Linked DNA regions of Homo sapiens: regions 2 and 3 are each linked to region 1. Evidence: read pairs that join two places in POLR2A ChIA-PET (ENCODE). Cell type or tissue: OCI-LY7. All regions are shown on one strand. Links, peaks and the distances in the headings refer to the core of each region. The heading gives the core; the rest is flanking DNA.

Region 1 (7,504 bases), core at 1,501-6,500:
TCAATATCTGCCACAAAACTGTGAGGAGCTTAAGGCAAGGGCCGTTGAATTCCCAGAGTGTGGCATATAATTTTTTGAGTATATGAATTTTATTCCATTTTATCGTTGAAGAACTATCACGTGGAAAAGAAATGACTTAATATTTGAATAAATGAATAAGTACTTGAAGGACCATCATGTGGAATCATGGAACAAGGTACAGTAAATGGAGACTTCAAGGAGGTTAGGAACACAGAGATACCTGTTGCATGAGATGTTGAAGAAAAGACTGGAAAACCTTTACTGTATAACCCCTCATCCCCATCCCTTCTAAACTGTGAGCTCCTTGAAGCCAGCAACAGTATCCCATTCACTGTGTGTCCCCCGTCCCCAGTAAGGTCTGGAACGGTGTCTGACACACAATGAATTTACTCTAAGTGAATGGCTGAATGAACCAAAAGGTTCCTTAGTGACATATGTTGAGTTTTGTTGCTACTGTTTTGTTTGCTTGACTGTTTTTGCTAGAGAAACAGCTCAGTTCTAGATCACCCAACTGGCAAAGTTTGAGTATTCTTAGGGGCACTTGCAAAGCAGAGGGCAAAAAAAAAAAAAAAAGGTAAAAGGAGTTTAGCTTTGATAAATTTATCCACAATTTTGTAATCAGAACTGTTTTAAGAAACTATTTTAACTACAACATACATATGTGTTTCATGTTTTATAGTTTCTTCCCTTCTTAATTACATGTGGATGAAGAGACGAGGAAGTAGAAAGTGGATCACTGTAATCTTTTCAGTGTTGAGGGACTCAGAATTCAGCCTCTGGGCAGAGACTACATCATGGGTCTTTTTTACTCTGCGGAGGATTTTGTACTTTATCTTAAAGGCAGCTGTAAGCCATTGAATGATGTTAAGGAGGGAAAATAACATAATAGATTTGCTTTTCTAAAGGTCATTCTGACTGCTGTGTGGAGGATTTACTGGGAAGTGGGAAGGGGAGGATGGGAGACTGGAATACAGAAGACTGGTTAGAAGAAATATTGCAGCTGATCGAGAGAGCTGATAAGAACTTCAACTAGGGCAATGACGGCATGGAGGAAAATGGACTGGATTCAAATTAGCAGTTGACTCAACCCACTAAATTTGCTGACAAAGATAGGGGACTTGTCAGAAATGATTACAGTTAGCTTTCAATTTAATAGTAATAATTAAATTGTCAGGCCTCCGCTTCTACTGGATGTGCAAGTTTATGTAATGGAAGTCTTTGTTAACTACAAAGCACTGTACACATGCAAAGTGGGATAATTACCCACAGAAATCATACCTCCAAATTCCATGTGCCAGAGGCAAGCCCTGAGGGTTGGAAAATGAGTTCGTGTTTATGGGCCATCAACAGCAGGATTGCACATGTATTCCTGAACAACGAACTTACTGTTCATTCTCAAGTGCTCATTACAATGGAAATTAGTAACACTTGAATGATAGATGCGGCTCTGTTCTGAATATGCCACTTAGCAAATACTTGCTGCAGCTAAGTGTCAAGAATTCACACATTGATGGATCCTAGACATGAGTGGCTACTTTTTGTGAATGGAATGAAGGTGGATACCTCACCCTGAAGAGTAAGCATCATGTCTACATGGGTTAGGAGCAAGATTTTTTTATAACTTGGTATTTAGGTGTGGAGGACTTTGTCTGGTTATGCATATTTATGCTTTTGGCCTTGTAAAAAGAAACCCTTGGCTCTTTCTTACCAATATCTTTTTAAGTCAAAAGCCTTTAACATGTAAAATTCAGCCTGTAACCAATTCTAATTTCCCAATCTACTTCTTAACTTGAGAAACTAGAAAAAATGCAATAATCCAACTCTGCTATTAGAGAATGTGAATATAAGAAAAAGGGAGCCTCCTGTGGCTCCATCAACATCACAGAACTCTCCTTACATATTTAATGATCATTTCTATATAGAGGATATTGATCAGCATGTTGAAGAAAAACTGAACAAGTGAAAAAAGCACATATATTCTTTAAGATCACTTCATTTTTACATATTCTTTCTGCACTGGGATTTAGGACATAGCATATTTAGGCTTCGTTTTGGCCGATGGGTTGCTAGGAAATAATCCCATAGCCTCTTTCATACCTCTTTGCTCATTTTCTGCCCTTGGTAAAATATTCATTATGAACTCTTATAAATTATAAAACCTTTTTTTTCCCCAAGAAAAGTGTGGACTTTTTTTAAACAGATTTAGCACTGATAGGACTGCTTGCCTTAGACAGCACTACCAGTAATTAAATCTGCATGCTGAAGTGGTAAACCCTAAGAATTTTTAGAGGAAGGAAACCTGACATATAAAATGGAGTAAAGGCAGGCTGATGGAGAAGGGAAAATTCAGTGTTGGGCAACTTCCTGACTCCAGTGTGTGAACTGTTGAATAATCGAACATTATAGCATGTACTGAACATTAATTCTGTCAAAGTTTCCAGAGTAAAGAATAAATCGGTAGTCTCCTCATCTCTCTCATCCTCCAATTTATGTTTGGTACATAATCATTGCCATTATTATCTTCATTCATGGGTCATTTTTTTTATATAGTTGGATTAAGCACTGGTTTCTTACAGTCAATAAGAATGTATTGTGAATCTGTTACACTTCTAGGCGCTAGGGATTGTAATAATTTATTACATTTGCCTCTTCCTTTAAAGGAGCTCATAGTCTTCTTTGGAAGAAAGACAAGTAAATATATAACCATAACAAAACATCCTAACTCTATAGTGAAGGGTTATATAGAAGCACAGAGGAGACACACCTAAGCTTAACAGGTAGAGTGGGTAGGGAAACAGAGGTGGCTTCCTGGAGGAAAGAGTATCCATCCTGTCTTAATGTAGTCTTGATGAACTCTGGGATATAGCTTGAAAGTGATGAAAGTAGATCCAAGTTCTTTAAAAGCAATTGGAAAATACATGTCAAAATTCATTAAAAAATATTGAGACCTAGAATTTCTCATTTATGAATCTTAAGTTTAAAAACAATCTGAAACACAGAAAAAATACGTTTAAAATGTTAATTGTAGTGTAGTAACAATATGGAAACCAGCAATTGAGGAATTTTTAAGGAAATTATAGTTTATCAACTCAATGGTCTAGAGGGCAGACACACATGATTTTTGCTAAGAATTTATCATAGGAATTGGTAGTCTATTCCACAAATATTTCTTGAGCAGTTTATGCCAAGCACTGATCTGATCTCTGTGTACAAAAAGACAAATAGACGTGGCTCCTACTTGAAGGAGCTCTTGGTAAAATGACAAATATAGACAATTAAATTAACTCTTAGAAGAAGAAGAGAGATGGATTCTAGTGGCAGAAACATGTCATTAGAATGCAGATGAGGCCTTGTAAATCAAATCAGCAAAACATGGGGAGCTACCAAAGGAAGATGAGGAAGAACATGAGTTTTGAATGATAAGAGGGCAGAAAAAAATGGAAATAAAGGAAATTTCTTATTTTACCTTATGTGGGAAACAAAAGCAGACTATAACATTGGATATGCAGTTTGTCCATAACTATATAAAACCAAATATAGTTTTTTTCCATATATGCATAGAAAAAAAGAAAGTGAAGAAATAAACTAATGTTAACAGTGATTGTCTTATGGGTGATGTTTTTCTCACTTCTCCTTTTTGGCCTCCCCCAAATATTCTATTATAAGCATTATTATTTGTAAAACGAAAGAAAGATGCAAGGGGTTGCCAGCAAGAAGATAAAAGGCACAAAGTGTTCACATTTTAGAAGAGAGCTATTTATGGTCAAACTCTCACAACAAAATAGGATGGGCATATTTCCAAAAGGCAATAGCACAGGGTAACATGCTCAAGGATAAAAGACCCTTCTGTGCCCCGACATACCTGCCACAATCTTTAAAAAAAATAAAATAAAATAAAATAAATAAAAAAAACGGAAACAACAAAAACCACAAAAACCACAGATAGGCCTTGTCACATGAGTCACCTAGAAAATTCTTATTGGCTAAGGTCTTGACTCTCCCTTGGGTTCGTCCCTTTGTAGGGAACCCACTCTGTTCAGCTCTGAGCCAGGCATCAAGTCTGCCATTTACTCAGTGCATTAGTGCCTTGAATTTGCATAACACTTTGAAATTTATGAGGCATTTTCATAATGTTTACTTTCATTTTATTTTCTCCACAGCCCTGTGAGGTAGGAAGGACCGATATTATTTTTTCTCATTTTACAGTTGAAGAAACTAAGACTTAGATGAAGTTTCTTCCCTCTGGTTACGAGGCTGGTAAGTGTTAGAAGCAACACTGGAAGTCAGATGTTTTTCTGAACATGTGTTTATCCCTCTGCATCACAAAACTCACATGATAGACACTTCTGTCTTCGCTAACAAAAACAGACGAGTGTTTGTGAGAACAGAGAGGTGTCTTATTTTTCATCTAAGTGGGTTCAGGTGGCTAGGAAAGTTCTAGCACACGAGAGATGCTCTATACATTTGTGAGGGGTGGCAATAAATGAAAAGATTATTAATACTTAATAAACTTAATAAATGAAAGGATTTAAAAATAAATATACAAGTCCTAAATAAAGTATCTAAATAGATATTGTCATTGTCCTTAGCAATCTACTCTGAAGAGCAGCACACACACACACACACATACACACACTCACACACACACATCAGAAAAAGAGAAAAGAAACGGGTTAGTTGGGAAGAGTAAAAAGAAAAATTTTGAGACAAAGAGATTTCTAATTAAATAAAATAGAACAATTTGTTATGAATTTCTGTTTTATTGCAAAAAAAAATCTATTTTCCACTTTGAACAAAATTTTACATTGGGAGAAAAAAAAAAACCACAGGAAAAGAGCAGATGTCTTTGAGAATCATCAAAGCATGTCTTATTTCTTACACATGCACATGCCTGCTCTCTTTCTGCCTGCATCTACAAAGGGGACTCATTTAGCATTCACTGATGAACATAAGAGTATTTCTATACTCCTGCTGAGCCTGTGAATTTTTTTTTTTAAGTTATTAAGGTGGTGCACGCATCATGCCCTAGTGACTTTGGCTATATATGCCCTTTGAAAATCTCTAATGACATGTTGGACACCCTGCATATAAATGTCACCACTTGGAATGAGAGTCAGACTTTTGCTCATGGGAATGTTCTCTGCCTGGCCTCAGTGTAATATCCCTGACCTAATGAAAGCAAATGGTTCTCAGTAACTCCCTCCTAAGTGTAATAATGCATATTCTTTTTCGGATGCTTATAATATGGTGTTGGTAAATAGCTTAGCAATGCACATAGGAACAATTCTACTAATGGATAGGGAAAGAAAATTAAATTGCTATCTGTATAGCCCTAGACCTTTTAGATTATTTTCAAAACTCATCACTGCAGCAATGATTTCTCCCATAGTATTTTAACTAGCATGGCAGCCTTGGCTTTCTACATGTATGAAAGGTATCTTTAAATCCATATTACTTTTTTTCTTTTCATTTTTTTTTTTTTTTTTTACAAGTGACCTTTGGAAATGATTTCCAATAACTGCAGCCAACTTTAAGCTCAAGGCTTGGTAGTGAAAGGTCACTCTACATTTAGACTAAATGTGGATAGATGTATACTCCCTGCAGCAGGCTATTGCTTTAGGACTTGCTATTGTATTTGACCCAATCTTCTTTCTAACCCAAGCATTTAGACAGCTTCCATCTGGGTTTTGTTTAAACTTTTTTTTTTAAGCATCGGTACAAATTAAAAGGCTTTATATATTGGCAAGTAACTTTTTTTCTTTAGAGATGCACATTTTTCTTAGAAATCTAAGACCATAGAAAAGAGTAGGCATGCTGAACTTCTCATAAGAATGACTCCATGAATTTTGCATGAAGGATGCTCCCATTCCATAAAAGGGCCTGGCAAAGTACATGAGACTGCTCAGATCCCTTATCTCTCACTCATGTTTTTCCTGCAAATAACATCTTTCTTTATAAAAGAGGAAGAAACAAAATGAAAAAACCTTGGACTAGGCAGCTATACATAAGCACTGCATAAGACTGCCTGAAGAAGAATGCAAGGAGATGGATTTTTTTCCTTCTACTAAACTCTGAGGACCTTCAGATCACAATTGTCACTGTGATAGCCTTCTCAGGAGCAAAGCAGCCCCCTGTCCCCAGCTTCCTTTCCTCACTGTGGCCTGATGGCTTCCTGTATTCATGTGACTTTGTCACATCATGCAGTCTTTACAAATGAGTCTCAGGAATGCTTTCCTTCCCATCCACGGTAGAGAAGGACTTGAAAAGCATTCAAGAGACTTAGTCTCTCTCCATGTCTGAGTGGGCTTCAAAAATGCTGAAGATCAGAGTCAAAGAAGGGAATGTCTCCCTCACTTCTTCCCTCCTGGATCCCTGTCTGGCCCAGCTAGAAAGCAAAATCGCTTCCTAATGCTGGGCAGGCAGGGACTGGAAAGGACTCTGGACTGAGTGTCCGGAGACCTGACTTCATTCAGCTTCTGTCAATTACCAGTTATGTGGCCTGGGGCTAAATCACTTGTCTGCTAGGCTTGATCTTTTATCTGAACAGAATTAGTTAAAAGAATTAATTCTGTAAATTCAGTGAAACAATATCCAGCTTTGGCCACAACTCCTTTTTCTAAATGACTGTCTTCATATCAGATTCCTCAGGGAGAGAGTCAGATTACTGCAAGTGTGTCTGATTCTGATTTCAAAGAAGGTTCTGGAATGATTCCATTTGTCCTAAGAATGCACCAGAATAAAATTATTTCTTATATTCAGGCAGCGTTTTTAAAATTCTAAGTAGCTTTTGCTTATCCCACTTATTTAGTCCTCCTGTTGAGCGTAGATTTGGAGTACATTGTTGGAGCCCCTCTAATGTGCTTTGCTGCTAACAGGCTGGCACTCCCACCCATGAGAAGATTGCTCGGGCTCACTGGGTCCTCCTTGTTCTCCTGGTTCCTCCCTGTGGTGGGGGACACCTCCTGCTGACTGGCCAATAACAGAAGTATGTGGGAATACAAAAGGCCAACTCCTTTGCCCCAAGGTGAATAAATTCTGAGATGTAATTTATGCTCTGCAGTGCCCCTCCCTCAAAAATCAGGTTGAACTATAGCAAAAATGTAGAATCAACCCAAGTGTCCATCAATGAATAAGATAAAGAAAATGTTATATATATATATATATATATATATATATATATATATATACACACACACACACACATATATACACATATATATACACACACATATATACATATATTTATATATATATATATATATACACACATACATTGGAATACTGTTCAGCCATTAAAAAGAATAAGATCATGTCCTTTGAAGCAATGTGGATGAAACTGAATGCCATTATTTTAAGTGAAATAAGTCAGACATAGAAAGACAAATACTGCATGTTCTCACTTATAAGTGGGAGCTAAATAATGTGTGCACATGGACTTAGAGTGTGTAATGATGGACAATGGAGACTCGGAGTGGTGGGGGCA
Region 2 (7,504 bases), core at 1,053-6,052, 590 kb before region 1:
AGGGTGCAAAATATGTGAGACTTGACTGATTGTGAGGCTTCCTTTACCATTTCATGTAGAAAACATAAATTCTTAACTTCGGCGGGGAGGCCGAACAACAATAAATATGTTGGCTCCCTTCAAGTCTGTTATTGATACCATTATTATCTCTTTATTTTCTCTTCCATATTTTTAAACCGATAGTAGCCCCTTTTAATTTTATTTTGTTTTATTTATTTATTTTTCTGAGATGGAGTCTTGCTCTGTCACCCAGGCTGGAGTGCAGTGGCATGATCTCCGCTCACTTCAACCTCTGCCTCCCGGCTTGAAGCAATTCTAGTGCCTCAAACTCCCAAGTAGCTGGGATTACAGGCACCCGCCACCACGCCCGACTAATTTTTGTATTTTTAGTAGTGGTGGGGTTTCTCCATGTTGGCCAGATTGGTCTTGCCTGGCCTGACCTCAAGTGATCCACCCGCCTCAGCCTCCAAAATGCTGGGATTAGAGGCATGAGGCACTACTCCTGGCCAATAGTAGTTTTTCAAATGACCAAATGAAACAGTTCCCACTAAATTTTAAGAGTCTTCTTTCAGTTCTATCAAGGAAAATATAATTCCAACAATTGTTTTGCCTAGAAAGATTACCTTTGTTTAGACTGAGCTCTATTTGTGATTCATACCCACGCAGCGTGACAATATAATAAAGGTGGGTGGAGAGAGACTAAGAAAATCAGAAAATGTCTTGGTTAATTTCTAATCAGACTATTAGTATGACATCATTATTCTATTTTACATGTAGATTCCCAGGGCATTAGTTGTGGTTAAATTCAAATGCAAGCGTAATGTCATATCATGTAAAATACAAATGATCTTTGAGCCTATAAAATAATAGACTATTACCACCATTTGTTAAAGTAGAAAATGAGGAGCTTTCAATCCCTGTACCTAGGACACATTATTGAATTTATATATCTGAGTCAAATACATTTGACTTTGAAATGTGTCAGCCACAGAAGGGTGTACATATAAAATTCAGGTCAAAATAAAATAAAAGCAAATCCTATCTTCTGATGTAAATTAAATTAGAAACTCTCAGAGCAATAGGATGAAAGAAAGATAATAAAGTTTTGGTAATGGAATTAACCATGAAAGAAACCTTCCCTTTCTGACCTCTTTTGAAACACTATCTGCTTTTGGCTTCTCTGACAACACTCCCTCTTAGGTGCATATTCTCAGTAAACTGTACTGGCTCATTCTTTTATTGGAATCTCCTCTGGGCTTTATCTCAGCCCTTTTTTCGTTTGGTTCTATCTCAGTGTCTGTACTAGTGGGATCCCTGAATCAGTGGCATCAACAAATCTGATACTGTCAAGGATGCACAGTTCAGGCCCCACCCCAGAATCTCAAAACTTATTTACTAGATCAGAAACTCTGGAGTGAAGCTCAGCAAATCCTCTAGATGATTCTGAACATACATCCAAGTTTTAGAACCTCTTCTCTCTCTTCTTATGAGGCTTTCTGGTCCTTGACTACTGGCTTCAGGTGCAATGTACATACTGCGGAAGATTGTATTTTCCAAAGATGGTCACATACATATCTACATATCTCCTGTCTCAAAAACCCTTTCAGAATCTTGCTAAGCCTCCATCAAGAGGTGGAATCTCGGCCGGTCGTGGTGGCTCACGCTTGTAATCCCAACATTTTGGGAGGCTTAAGTGGGCGAATCACCTGAGGTCAGGAGTTCGAGACCAATCTGGCCAACATGGTGAAATCCCATTTCTGGTAAAAATACAAAAATTAGCCAGGCATGTTGGAGGGCACCTGTAATCCCAACTACTCGGGAGGCTGAGGCAGGAGAGTCGCTTGAACCCAGGAGGTGGAGGCTGCAGTGAGCCGAGTCCGCCCCATTGCACTCCAGCCTGGGCGACAAGTGCAAAACTCCATCTTAAAAAAATAAATAAATAAAAGAAGTGGAATCTCATTACTCTGCTCTTGAATTTGGGCAGATTTGTGACTTGCTTATAACCAATAATGCGCAGTGTAATTGAGTTTGAGTAATTTCTGAGAATAAGTCATAAATGGAGAGTCTTCTGTTTGGCTTGTTAGAACATCTCGACTTGGGTTCTTGAACCACCAAGTAAGAAGTCTGACTTTCCTGAGTTTGCCATGACGTAAGGAAGCCAGCTGCACAGAGACACAACATGAAAGCTCTCTGCTCTAGTCGGCAGTCCTAGACTTTAGGCTCTTTCTGGTTAGGAACCAGACATGTGAGTGCAGGAGCCCTCAGCTGACTCCAGCCCCATTTGTGGAGCTGCCCTCCTGCCTTTGAGTTTTTCCAGCTGTGGCCTGAACATCACAGAACAGAGTCAAGCCATCCTTGCTGTGTTTTTTCTGTGTTCTTGACTCACAGACCCCTTGAGCACAATAAAATGATTCTTCCCTTCCCATAAAGTTTGAGGTGGTTTGTTACATATTGATAGTAACAGGAACATGCAGTAATGTCCAAATGTATATCTCTACTTCAAACTTCTATTTAAGGTCCAGAACTGTACATCCAATTGCCTACCTGACAGCTCCACTTGGAAGTTCACAGGCATCACAAACTCAAGAAGCAAATAAGAAAAAAAAAAAAAAGGAGAAGACAAGAACTGACGAGTTAGAAAATCTTAAAACACATGCACACACACATTCACACACACACACAAACCAACATAATTAATTAATAAATCAAAAGGCTTGTACTTTAGAGGAAAAAAAATCTACAAAATAGATAAATTTCTAGCAAATCAAACTTTCATAAAAGAAGAAAGCAAAATTCATAAAATGGGAAAGTTTAAATAACCACCAAAGAGAGGAAAAATTTAAAAGAGACTTCTTTGCATCACTTTATATAAATAAATTTGAAAATCGATATAAAATGTTTAACTTTCTGGAAAAATGCAATTAATAAAATTGACTGCAATAGAGATAGAAGTTCTCTTCTGACAAATTTTCATATAAGAGTTAAAGAAAGTTGTAAAAGAGCTCTTCCACAAAAAATACACTTGAAGACCAGATGGCTTCTTGCATTATGCTCCCAAACTTCACAGGGTTAGGTATTCTCAATCCTATTTCACCATTCCAGACCACTGCAAAAGTAAGAAACCTCCAAATTTGTTTTATGAAATAAATTTACATTGATATTAAAACTGACAAAGAATATACCAAATGTACTATAGTGCAATCTCACTTATGAGTATCAACACAAAAATGTCAATAAATTAGCAACAGAATCCCACATCCTTATAAAAACAACATATATCATGTCATGACCAACTGGACTTAATCATATTAATAACAGAAGAAAAGCATGCAATTATCTTCATAGAGCATTAAAAGATTGTTTGTGAAAGTTTGGCTGGGCGCTGTGGCTCATGCCTGTAATCCCAGCACTTTGGGAGGCTGAGGTGGGCAGATCACCTGAGGTCAGGAGTTCGAGACCAGCCTGGCCAACATGGTGAAACCCTGTCTCTACTAAAAATACAAAAAATTAGCCAGGTGTGGTGGCAAGTGCCTGTAATCCCAGCTACTCAGGAGGCTGAGGCATGAGAATTGCTTGAACCTGGGAGACAGGGGTTGCAGTGAGCTGAGCCAAGATTGCGCCATTGCACTCCAGCCTGGGGGACAGAGCAAGATTCTGTCTCCAAAAAAAAAAAAAAATTGTCAAAATTCAACTCTCATTCATGCTTCAAAAAATACACTTGAAAAAGAAATTGGCAGATGTCTCATTCATATTATGCATGTATACATATTGGTGTTACATAAATCATATCTACCCTGCTGAAAATTCTGTGGGGCTTCTCCTTGTTTTCAAATTAAAACCAGTATCTTTCACCTGGTGTTACGGACTGAACGTTTGTGTCACCCCAAAATTCTTATGTTGAAACCCTAACCCCAAGGAGATGATATAGGAGGCCTTTGGGAGATAATTAGGTCATGAGGGTGGAGCTCTCGTGAATGGAATTAGTGCCCTTACAGGTGAAGACAGGACAGTCTGCTTCCTCTCTCTGCTATCTGCCATGTAAGGATACAATGAGAAGATGGCCATCTGCAAACCAGGAAGTGGACCTCACCAGAAGCAAATCTGCTGACACCTGGATCTTAGACTTCGCTGCCTCCAGAAATATGAGAAATGGCCTGTGCGTCCATGAGTAATCTGGTGTTGACTACCTTTTCTAGTTTCATCTCTTATCTTCCTCCTGCTCATTTTCTGAACTCTAGCCACAATAGATGCATTTTTAGTTTCTTGAACCCACCGTATTCTCTTTAGTGTCAAGACCTTTGCTATTACCTTTCCTTGAATGTTCTCACCTCCATTCTTTTGATAAATTTGTATATATTCTTCAGATCTTAGAACCAGGAATTTCTCCCCTGACGCCTATGACTGTGTCAGACTCACACTTCCCCATTCCCAGTCATTACATGCCCTCCATGAAACACATAATTTCTTTCATAGGAGATTGAATGTTGGTACATAAGTTATTTGTTCACTGTTAGTTGTGTTCCCTGACAGCAAGCAGTGTATTTGGTTATTTCTCACCATTGTCTCAACACTTAGTGCAGTGCCTAACACATAGTAAGCATTCTGGTATATGTGTAAACTGAATGAATTGACGAATTTCTAGGGAAACTAAGACAGTCATGATGTAGTCCAAAGCATACTGGAAATGAGGAAATAACATTTGGGTTCCTTCTCCACTGTATCTTAGCTATGGATCTTATTTCTGATAATTTCATTTTACAGTAGAAGAATAATGTATTAGCAAACTTTAGAGCAACATACAAATGAAATCTGCTGTTCTCTTTAACAATTTCAAAGTGTTCTTGATATCTTAGCTTTATGGAACCAGGTGAAATGTATAGCTATTAATGACATTATGCAATGCAAAAGTTTACAGTATCCAGGCATTCTAGGATAAAGTAGTAAAAACACCATGGGCCCCTGTCTGAACCCAGGCTCTGCTGCTCAGTGACTTCGTGATCTTAGGACTTGAGGTCACACCTCTGAGCCTCGTGTGCTTCGTTCAGAAAGATGACAATACTACTTATGGAAAGAGTGGAGGCTCAACAGAGGTAAAAAGCAGTGAAAGTTATTTTCCTCTTTACACTTTAATACAGTTGTGTGTGTGTGTGTGTGGGTGTGTGTCTGTGTGATTGTCCAAGCCAGGAATTGTTCATTTTTCTAGGGCCCTAATTATGGATTTTTATTTTAGAGATAGGGTTTTGGTCTGTTGCACAAGCTAGAGTGCAATGGCATAATCATAGCTCCCTGCAGCCTCAAACTCCTGGGCTCAAGCAGTCCTCCTGCCTTGGCATCTCAGGTAGCTGGGACTATGGGCATGAGTCACCATGCCCAAGTTGTGGATTTTAAATATGAAGAAAGGAACAAATTGAAGATATAAGAGTTGTAGGGACCACTTCCAATGGTGTTTCTACTGTCCCTTTATCCTATTTTCTACCCCAAACAACAATTAATTACATTGGCTACACTGGCTTTAGCCCTCTGCTTATATAATTCTTCTCTTTTCTTTGTTTTTCTTCTGTTTTGTTTTTCTAACTAAATATCTTGCTAGAGCTTGCCTTTCTATCACTCCCATATTTTTTTCTCACCACTAGTGTCTGTTTACAATGGGGAAATTGTTTTGGTGCTTTTAAAAAAGTCATTTTGGAGCAGAAATGATTGGCAGCATTGACAGTCTATAACAAATCCACTACCACATTTGAGGTGGCTTTAACTGATGGGTTTTGTCTCTGTTTTTCAGTAGCAATATCAGATTGTAGGTCTCTTTAGAGAGAATCTCCTCACAAGAGTGTTCCAAACATTGCAGTTTCACTGGCAGCAATTTGTGAATTTATCTTTGGGGAAGAGTATACACAGATCTCAATGTGACATATCTAGTGACAACACATGACAATTTAATTGTAAGGAGAGTAATGGAAGTCTTATCAGATCCATAAGAGTCTTCGAGAACATGAACATAATTCTTTAACATAAACACTCATTGAAATACTCTCAAATTTGCTCACTGACATAGTCCGAAACTCAGTGATACTCTGAAATATGCTTGACTGATTTTTGGGCCTAGTATATTCTTTTTCTTTTCTTTTCCTTTTTATTCTCATTTCACTTTAATGATTATGCAAGACCCCAGTATAACAATTGACCCAGCAGATTTCACTCACATTAATGACCAGAGTATAACCCTTTAAACCTTTAAGACATATGCTTCAGATTTTAAGTTTTGAGAGGTTTTCTTCTACTTGTTTTATTCTGTCATTGAAGCTTTTGAGTTTACTTTGTATTTCATCTAGTGATTTTTTTTCAGTTTCAGAAGTATTGTCAGGTTCCTTTTAAAAATATCATTGCAGTGGGTAAATTGTTCCTGCAGACCCTTGTTTCCATCTTTTCCCTTTGTTCTTTTCCAAATGACTCTTGCACCTTGCCCATTGACTGTATAATCAGTATATTCAATTCTCTATCCAAAATATCTTCAGTTTCTTTTGGATTGGGATTGGTTGCTGGAGAATTACTGGGTTCCTTTGGAGGCGTCACATTTCTTTGCTTTTTCATGTTTCCTGTGTCCTTTTGTTGAGATCTGCACATCCTGTGTAAATCGCTTCTTCCAAGTGAGAGGTGAAGCCAGCTGGACTTCCTGGGTCAAGTGTGGACTTGGAGAACTTTTCCGTCTAGTTAAAGGATTATAAATGCACCAATCAGCGCTCTGTGTCTAGCTAAAGGTTTGTAAATGCACCAATCAGCACTCTGTAAAAACGCATCAATCAGCACTCTGTAAAACGGACCAATCAGCAGGACATGGGCGGGGCCAAATAAGGGAATAAAAGCTGGCCACCGGAGCCAGCAGCGGCAACTGGCTGAGGTCCCCTTCCACTCTGTGGAAGCTTTGTTCTTTCGCTGTTCGCAATAAATCTTGCTGCTGCTCACTCTTTGGGTCTGTACTACCTTTATGAGCTGTAACACTCACTGCGAAGGTCTGCAGCTTCACTCCTGAAGCCAGCAAGACCAGGAACCCACCGGGAGGAATGAACAACTCCGGACGCGCCACCTGTAAGAGCTGTAGCACTCACTGCGAAGGTCTGCTGGTTCACTTCTGAAGTCAGCAACACCATGAACCTACCAGAAGGAAGAAACTCTGGACACATCTGAACATCTGAAAGAACAAACTCTGGACACACCATCTTTAAGAAGTGTAACACTCACCACAAGGGTCCGCAGCTTCATTCTTGAAGTCAATGGGACCAAGAACCCACCGGAAGGAACCAATTCCAGACACACAAGTTTGTCAATTTGCTTTGTAGTGGGGGACATCTTCCCGTTTCCCCTACCCGGGAGCTGCAGGCGGTCTCTGCCAATCCGATTTCTCCGTTCAGGCTGCCCGGCTGCCTCTGCTCAGCTCCTCAGGCTCCCTGTGACTTCTCAGCTGAATCCCTGCGTTCTCTTAGTCGATCTGTTCCGAGTGTGAAAATCT
Region 3 (7,504 bases), core at 1,053-6,052, 530 kb after region 1:
GCTGGGCGTGGTGGCACGTGCCTGTAGTCCCAGCTACTTGAGAGGCTGAGGTAGGAGAATCATTTGAACCCAGGAGGTGGAGGTTGCAGTGAGCCAAGATCGCACTGCTGCACTCCGGCCCAGGCGACAGAGCAAGACTATCTCAAAGCCACTGTTGCCTGAATCTTTGATAGTTGAAATAATCTTTTTTTTTTTCTTTAGCAAAATATATTTCTTTAGTCTAGGGCAGACAAGCTACACTATTTGACCTGCTCTTTTCTAAGAAGTATTTTAGAAAACTAGAATAAGGCAAGCCACTTATAAATTGGTTCCAAATATTAGATGAGGAGTTTCTCCATAATAATAATAGTCATCCATTTAGTGTTTGCTGTGTGCCAGACCCATACTGAGCACTTTACCTGTTAACTCATTCAATCCTTATGACCACACTGGAGGTTGTATTATCCATCTCTATTTCTTGGTTAAAGTAACTAAGAACCTAAGACATCAAATAAAGGATATGATAAAGGCTAATGTTTGATTAAGTTTTATAAAGAGGACCCAAAACAACTATTTAAGAAAAAGTAAGTTTTTATGTTGCAATAGGAGGAAGGAGTAGATTATTAGTTAATAGCATTTTCTCCTTATAACGGAAATGCACTCCTATAGTTAAGTATTTTGACCATCTTCTTCAGTATGTTGGGCACTTGGCTTTGCTGATACTAGGGCGACCATGACATGGTTTCCGCTGTGGGTTTCCGGGGAGTGAGAGGAGCGGGGCTCTCTGCACATCTAGAGGTGAATTAAGGTATGTGCATACCTAACTACTGTCCAAGGCACAATGGAATATGTGTCATTTCATATTTACAAACCAAGGATTCTAGAAATGCCCAATCATATGGGATCATATCTAGTCTGGGAAATTAGAAAAACCATCCTTTGGGGAGGTGGCGCTTGCAAGATGGGTAGGCTTTGCAAGGAAGGAGTATTTGGGGGTGGGGCAGAGGCTCTGAGCTGGAGAAGCACAAGGCAGGGTCAGCACATGGTGTGGGACGAGGGAAGCATGGGCTAGAAAAGGAAGGTGGAATTGGATTTTGGGAGTGTGAGAGGGGAGCTGATCTTGACTGCCAGACAAGGATTTGGACTTTATTTAGGAACCATTGGAGAATCACAGAAGGTGGGCAGATACTCATTTAGGGAGTCTGCAGGCTTGACTGTCCGGGAACAGTCTGTTGGTGGGAGGGGCAGTTAAGTGGCTGTTTTCCCCATTCATCCATTCATGATGAATGAAGCAGGCTAAGAGCTGATGACATAAAGTTGTATGAGAAAATAAGACATCACCTTAGTGTTAGCGCAGCAAACTCAGATGTCTCCAAGGGCTGGGCAAGTTACATGAATCAGTAAGAGATGGCCAAACTGGAGCATTTGAAGGAGCAGCCCCTACTCAACCCCAGCAGGTTGCAGCTATAGGAGAACGGCGTCCTTCTACTTAAACATCTCATTTTTCTAGAAAACCTGGGAATCCAGACTTTTGTGTGAAATCTCTAGATGTGTAAATATTGGAGCTAACTCATTTTTTTTTCAAATGTACAGCCCAAACAAGACATCTGCAGACATAGGTGATATCATGTCCTCAGTGAATTATATCACAAGACTCAGTTTGACCCATATTAGTAATGGCAGTTTTGGCCTCTTGGTTAAAGTAACATTCACCAAATTATCCAGTGTAAAGGTAGCTTTTTCTTTTTGTAATTAATGATTACCTGTGGGATGACACTATGAGACTATAAATATCCTGTTTATATTTTGCAACTCTGAGAGTTATGAAATAAAAGAATTTTAGACACTCTAGAAAAATTCCATTTGGGTGGGATTGCATGTGAGATCACAAAAACTAAGTTGATCGAGGACATACTTTATAAAAAATGAAAATTTGATGCAAATTTTTAGTTTGATTTGATAATATCTTCTGATAACAAAGAACAACACTTATTCACATACACATACACCAGGTCTGAATAATACTTTGAACTCAACTCTTTCTCCTTTTCCAACCCATGCAAAAAATGAGCTTGCTGTCATTGGCAGCTGCAGTGTGCTCCATTGTAAGACACTAGACAAAAATGTCATTGCAGTAACTATTAGTAGGAATCTACTGGTAGGAATTACTAATAACATTTGTGACCGACTAATATTCATATATAGGACTAAAACCCTGAGAATATGCATTGTGTCTGACTTTGTCACTGTCGGGCAGCTCTTTTCCATAAAAGTTGATCATAGGTTCTATCAGTGATTTCCAAACTTGCCTGTTCTTAAGACACACAAAAGGCATGTTTTTAAGTTATAATTCCAGCCCACCACCACCCCGCCACCCCATCTCCCCATAGATTTCTGAATTCCACTTTTTTTTTGAGATGGAATCTCACTCTGTCACCCAGGCTGGAGTGCAGTGGCGCGATCTCAGCTCACTACAACCTCCGCCTCCTGGGTTCAAGTGATTCTCCTGCCTCAGCCTCCTGAGTAGCTGGGATTACAAGCGCCCGCCACCATGCCCAGCTAATTTTTTTGTATTTTTAGACGGGTTTTTGCCATGTTGGCCAGGCTGGTCTCGAACTTCTGCCCTCATATGATGTGCCCACCACGGCCTCCCAAAGTGCTGGGATTACAGGCGTGAGCCAGCATGCCCAGTCTGAATTCCACTTTGTAAGTGAAGAGGCTGGGACTCCATATTTTAATAATGCCCAATACAGTGACTCTTCAGACAAGTATTAAAAACACTGGGTAACGTCATTGTGCTCCCTAGCGTAGCCTAAGAACAGTAAATAAGGATCTTCTGAGTGTGCTTTTGTGATGTGCCTTTTTATGATTTCACTGATGTAAACAATAGTTGGCATCTGCTATTCTTTTGAAGTTCAGACTGAGTACTTCCAAATGGAGTTAATGGAGGAGGTAGGGGATGTGTGTTGGGGGCGTTGCAGGGAGTACTTAAGTGACATTTAATCCAAGGGCCTTCATCCTTTCCTAATTAGGCAGAAAACTGCCCAATCCTGTGGAAATAGCCCACCAGCTACAGAATTCTTATACCTCCTCTTAAAAAGCTGTCAGAGTCTTAAGTGAACAGAAACCAGCACAGGAAGTAATTACCATAGCATCTACCACCTGTAACAATAGCCTACTGTAGGTGTATAGGTCCGTCTTTTCCCTTGTATTTTAATCTAGGTGAGTTTCTTTGAAACTTAATGATTTCAAAACTTCCGCATTTGAAGGGGAATGTAAATCGATGACCCTAACCACTGACCACAAAGCTCCCTTGCATGCGCTAAAACATTCGCGTCAGAGAGCTCAATCTGACTGCATTTCATGGGACTCCAGGTTCATTCTCTCTCCGTCTCTCCTTTTCCCCTCATTCCCAGTGTGAATCACACAGTGCTGCACTGCTCCTCCCAATCTGTTTATCAGATTGTGCTTGTCAGAAAAGGGAACAGATAGTACAAGTATTAAATTATGCTGTTGATCGGGACTGAAAAAGCCACAGAAACATGTATTGTGCGTTCCATTCAAACTTTGGAACTTGACTCGGAAAGCCTGTCCCAAAAGCTGAAGATCAAATCCTTGTCACAGAGGATCACACTCGTTGGAAAAGAAGCAAGATCAGTTGGTTAAATCCAGTTTGAGGAGGCCTTACAGGATCATCTAAAGGTCTGCAACTTGAGCAATCTGACGCAGCTGGGTTTTTAAGTTAATCAGCAGTAATGGGAAACTGGCTTGGGAAGGGGCAATGGTGGGAGGCAGATGGCTTATGTGCCCCTAAAATTTAAATGTTCATCCATTATTGCTCTTTATTTGAAATTTTTTAAAATTATTTAAGATGTTGTTCTTCTATAAGTCATATTCTTAAATGTTTGGTCTCTTAAATACATAAATACTAGAAAATTTGAAATTCTAAGTAGAATGCATATTCATGAAAATAATTCAGCTATAGCTCTTAGTTTAAGCATGGTAGATGTGTTTATAAAACAGAATTTTGACCTGTATAATCTTTTCCCTACTGCCATTACAATATCAAAATCAGTTATTTTCCTCTAGGTAGGAAAGGAATGGTAGAAAAACTACACACACACCCCAAATTCTTCTTTCCAATAGCTTCCTGCCTCTGTCCAGTCTGCAATAACACCCCTCCTCCACCATCCACTCCCCACTTTTCTTCCAAAGTTAGTCAAGTGATGGATGGAGATGACTTCTGCACAATCACTAGGAGCCTTCATGTAGATATTAAAAGCATACAAAGGGAATGACTTGCCTGGACACTGACAGGGCTGCAGGCCTGCATTGAGGTGGCCTTTCACAGGGCCCATGGAAGAGCCACAGACAATGCAAGGCCACCAGGCCACTTACTTCTCAAATTCTCACCCCAGGTGTGAATGTCTTTTTCTTGCATGTCACTGCTTTTCTCAGTCTCCTCTACTCTCCCTGCGAGATCTCAACCATCGATGGCTTTCCTGTCACCTGTGCTGCAGGCAGACGTCTCCCAGAGCTCGGGTGGGGTAGCCAGCCCTGAGGATACAAGATGAATAAGGCATGACCTTGCCATTTGACTTTTAGTCAGGCAGGAGGGTAAGCCATGTAAACCCATTGATTCAATATATTTTGTCATAAGCAATGATAGATGTAGGATCTGCCAAGCATTCCCATTGGACTATCAAGAACCGAGCTTATTTTGGCCCCTGGGCCTTTCCTTTCTCCTTTTAGATTTCCTATCTCAGTTCAGGATGCTCCTTTCTGTTCACATCAGGGAGCCATTTCTGCAATCCCCACACTTACATGGTCACCAAGTTCTACAGAACGTATCATCTAAATATTTCTTAAATTGGTCTTTTCCTTTCCACCCCTATCTCCACTTACCAATGTCATATTATCAATTCCTCCTATATGGACCATTTCCAAAGGATCTTAATTGGTTTTTCTCTTGAGAATTGAGATTGTCACCCCTTAAAATCCATCCTCCACATTGCAGCCTGGTTACTCCCCTGTTAAAAGCCTGACGGTGTTTCCTTGTTGTTTTTAGAATCATCTTCTCTCCTTAGTGTGGCATCCAAGCCCCCTTAATCTAACTCTACTTACCCCTCAGCCTCACCTGGGGCTACCCCTGGCCTCCTACAAAATACTTTTAGTGTCATATTCGGGTTTTTTTGTTTGCTGTTTTTTGTTTTGTCTTGTTTGTTTGTTTTGGAGACAGGGTCTCACTCTGTTGCCCAAACTGGAGTGCAGCAGTAGCACAATCATGGTTCCCTGCAGCCTTGACCTCCCAGGTTCAAGTGATCCTCCCACCTCAGCCTCTGAGTAGCTAGGACTTTAGGCACCCGCCACCACGCTTGGCTAATTTTGTGTATGTGTGTGTGTGTGTGTGTGTGTGTGTGTGTAGAAATGGGGTCTCATTGCCAGGTGTGGTGGCTCATGCCTGTAATCCCAGCACTTTGGGAGGCCAAGGCGGGTGGATCACAAGGTCAAGAGATCAAGACCACCCTGGCTAATATGGTGAAACCCCATCTCTACTAAAAATACAAAAATTAGCCGGGCGTGGTGACGCGTGCCTGTAATCTCAGCTACTCAGGAGGCTGAGGCAGGAGAATCGCTTGAACCCAGGAGGCGGAGGTTGCAGTGAGCCAGGATTACACCACTGCACTCCAGCCTGGCAACAGAACAAGACTCCGTCTCAAAAAAAAAAAAAAAAAAAGAAAAGAAAAGAAAGAAATGAGGTCTCACTATGTTGCCCAGGCTGGTCTCAAACTCCTGGATTTAAGCGCTCCTCCTGCCTCAGCCTCCCAAAATGATGAAATTACAGGCATGAGCCACCATGCCCTGTATGTCATATTGTTCCGAGTCTCCCTGCTTGGTAATACATTTATCTTGTTATTTGTTTAATCACTTGCCACTCATCCTTCAAGACCCTCTTTACCCATCACCACTTTTTCATGTGCTCCTCAGATGGGTGACCCATCTCTATGGTCCTAAAGCACCCGATTTATACTTTTATTATCATACTTACAACTTAATATTGAAATATCTACATGTATATGTTTACTAATCTAATGGCCATCCTTAAGATCTTCAGTGGAAGAAATCTGACTTATTTATGTCCTAGCACCTAGTAAGTGCTAACTAAATGATTGTCGATGACAGATGAAATGCACAACTGAAGTCTATTATTTGTAGAACTAGGCAGAGTATGGGTTTCATGTTCCTTACTCCAACTCTTAGAGAACTTATTTCTATTCATAAGCACTCAATTAAATAAGAATTAATGTAAAGTATAATAACTGACATACAATAGAGAATCAATTACTAGTAATATTAAATCCCTCAAGCACTTTGGTTCTTTTGATGTTTACTTTGGATTTTGACTAATCTAAAGTCATTCAAGTGTTCCACATTTGGCCAATATGAAGTAACAGATTACTCTCCCTCCTGAAACAACTCACAAACTGGACAGCATATATGAAACAATGATTTTCAACACATTGAATATGAGGCAGCAGAGGACAGTGATCCCTGAGAGGTGGAAAGCAAACAAGGTGAGCCCTATGATTGCCCTGGCTAACTGCCTTGAGGAAGTTTCCAGGCCATGTTGCAGGGAGGGGTAACCCATTCAGAGGCTAATGCTTTGCCTGAGTTGAAGAGATGGAGACGGTGGTACAGGGAAGCCAAGGCAGCTAGAATTCATAGGGCAGAGCAATGGACAGGGGAGAGATACGTGCAAAAAAGAGAAGACTGAAGAACAGAAGAGACTATTCAGCTGAGTACTGATCAGTGCATGTGTTGGAAGAAATCACTCAAGCCTAGGGGAAAAGCTACATAGAAGAATAAGAGAAAGCAATCCCCATAGCCCACCCAGGACCAGAAACAGTTCCTGCTCTCAGCAGACAGAGTGGAAAGCCTCATAATGAATGGGGCATTGGTTAGAGTCCTCAGAATGCCAGAGTGCTGGAGGGAAATGAGCCCTAGACTAAACACAGCTCAGATCTTACCTAACAAAGCTTAAAAGCAAATCCCAAAAGGATCAAAGTGTTTCCAATTAACTCTACTTCATTCTAAAACAAAGTCAAAAAATATTGATAGAGATACACAAATATTCAGCACCCAATAAGGTAAAATTCACAATAACTGGTCTCTAATTTTTAAAATTACCAGGCATTCAAAGAAGCAGGAAAATATAACTCATAGTAAAAAATAAAATAAAATAAATAAATCTAAACCAACCCAGAGGCCGACACAGGTGGCTCATGCCTGTAATCCCAGCACTTTGGGAGGCCAAGGTGGGTGGATCACTTAAGGCCAGGAGTTCAAGACCAGCCTGGCCAACACGGTAAAACTCTATCTCTACTAAAAATACAAAAATTAGCTGGACATGATGGTGTGTGTCTGTAATCCCAGCTACTCAGGAGGCTGAGGCAGGAGAATTGCTTGAACCCAGGAGGAGGAGGTTGCAGTGAGCTAAGATCATGCCACTACACTCCAGCCTGGG

The links. Peaks named below come from ENCODE experiments on the same cell type or tissue, not always from the same donor. Only the 100,000 strongest peaks of a DNase experiment are listed, where the experiment ranks them.
Region 2: POLR2A ChIA-PET joins it to region 1 with 5 read pairs; 2 of 35 experiments call an interaction of 5 or more read pairs at or near these places.
Region 3: POLR2A ChIA-PET joins it to region 1 with 5 read pairs; 1 of 35 experiments calls an interaction of 5 or more read pairs at or near these places.

The regions. Positions count from the first base shown.
Region 1 is chr18:26,975,430-26,982,933 of GRCh38, reverse strand. The region is part of intron 4 of CHST9 (carbohydrate sulfotransferase 9); the gene reads left to right. The region is part of intron 1 of LOC124904275 (a long non-coding RNA gene); the gene reads right to left. Among named protein-coding and RNA genes, the nearest start is that of AQP4, 110 kb to the right of the region's middle. RefSeq lists enhancers at 3,756-3,805, 4,206-4,255. In OCI-LY7, for the core only: no CTCF peak of the experiment used is centred there; DNase peaks (open chromatin) are centred at 3,703, 4,023 and 4,923; H3K4me3 peaks cover 1,072 bases; H3K27ac peaks cover 2,499 bases.
Region 2 is chr18:27,569,060-27,576,563 of GRCh38, reverse strand. The region is part of intron 2 of LOC107985126 (a long non-coding RNA gene); the gene reads left to right. Among named protein-coding and RNA genes, the nearest start is that of LINC01908, 350 kb to the right of the region's middle. RefSeq lists an enhancer at 6,018-7,217. In OCI-LY7, for the core only: no CTCF peak of the experiment used is centred there; no DNase peak of the experiment used is centred there.
Region 3 is chr18:26,444,722-26,452,225 of GRCh38, reverse strand. It overlaps LOC124904274 (a long non-coding RNA gene), which reads left to right. Exons shown (of 2, transcript XR_007066322.1): 2 at 1,599-1,830. Among named protein-coding and RNA genes, the nearest start is that of LINC01543, 25 kb to the right of the region's middle. In OCI-LY7, for the core only: no CTCF peak of the experiment used is centred there; a DNase peak (open chromatin) is centred at 3,115; H3K4me3 peaks cover 610 bases.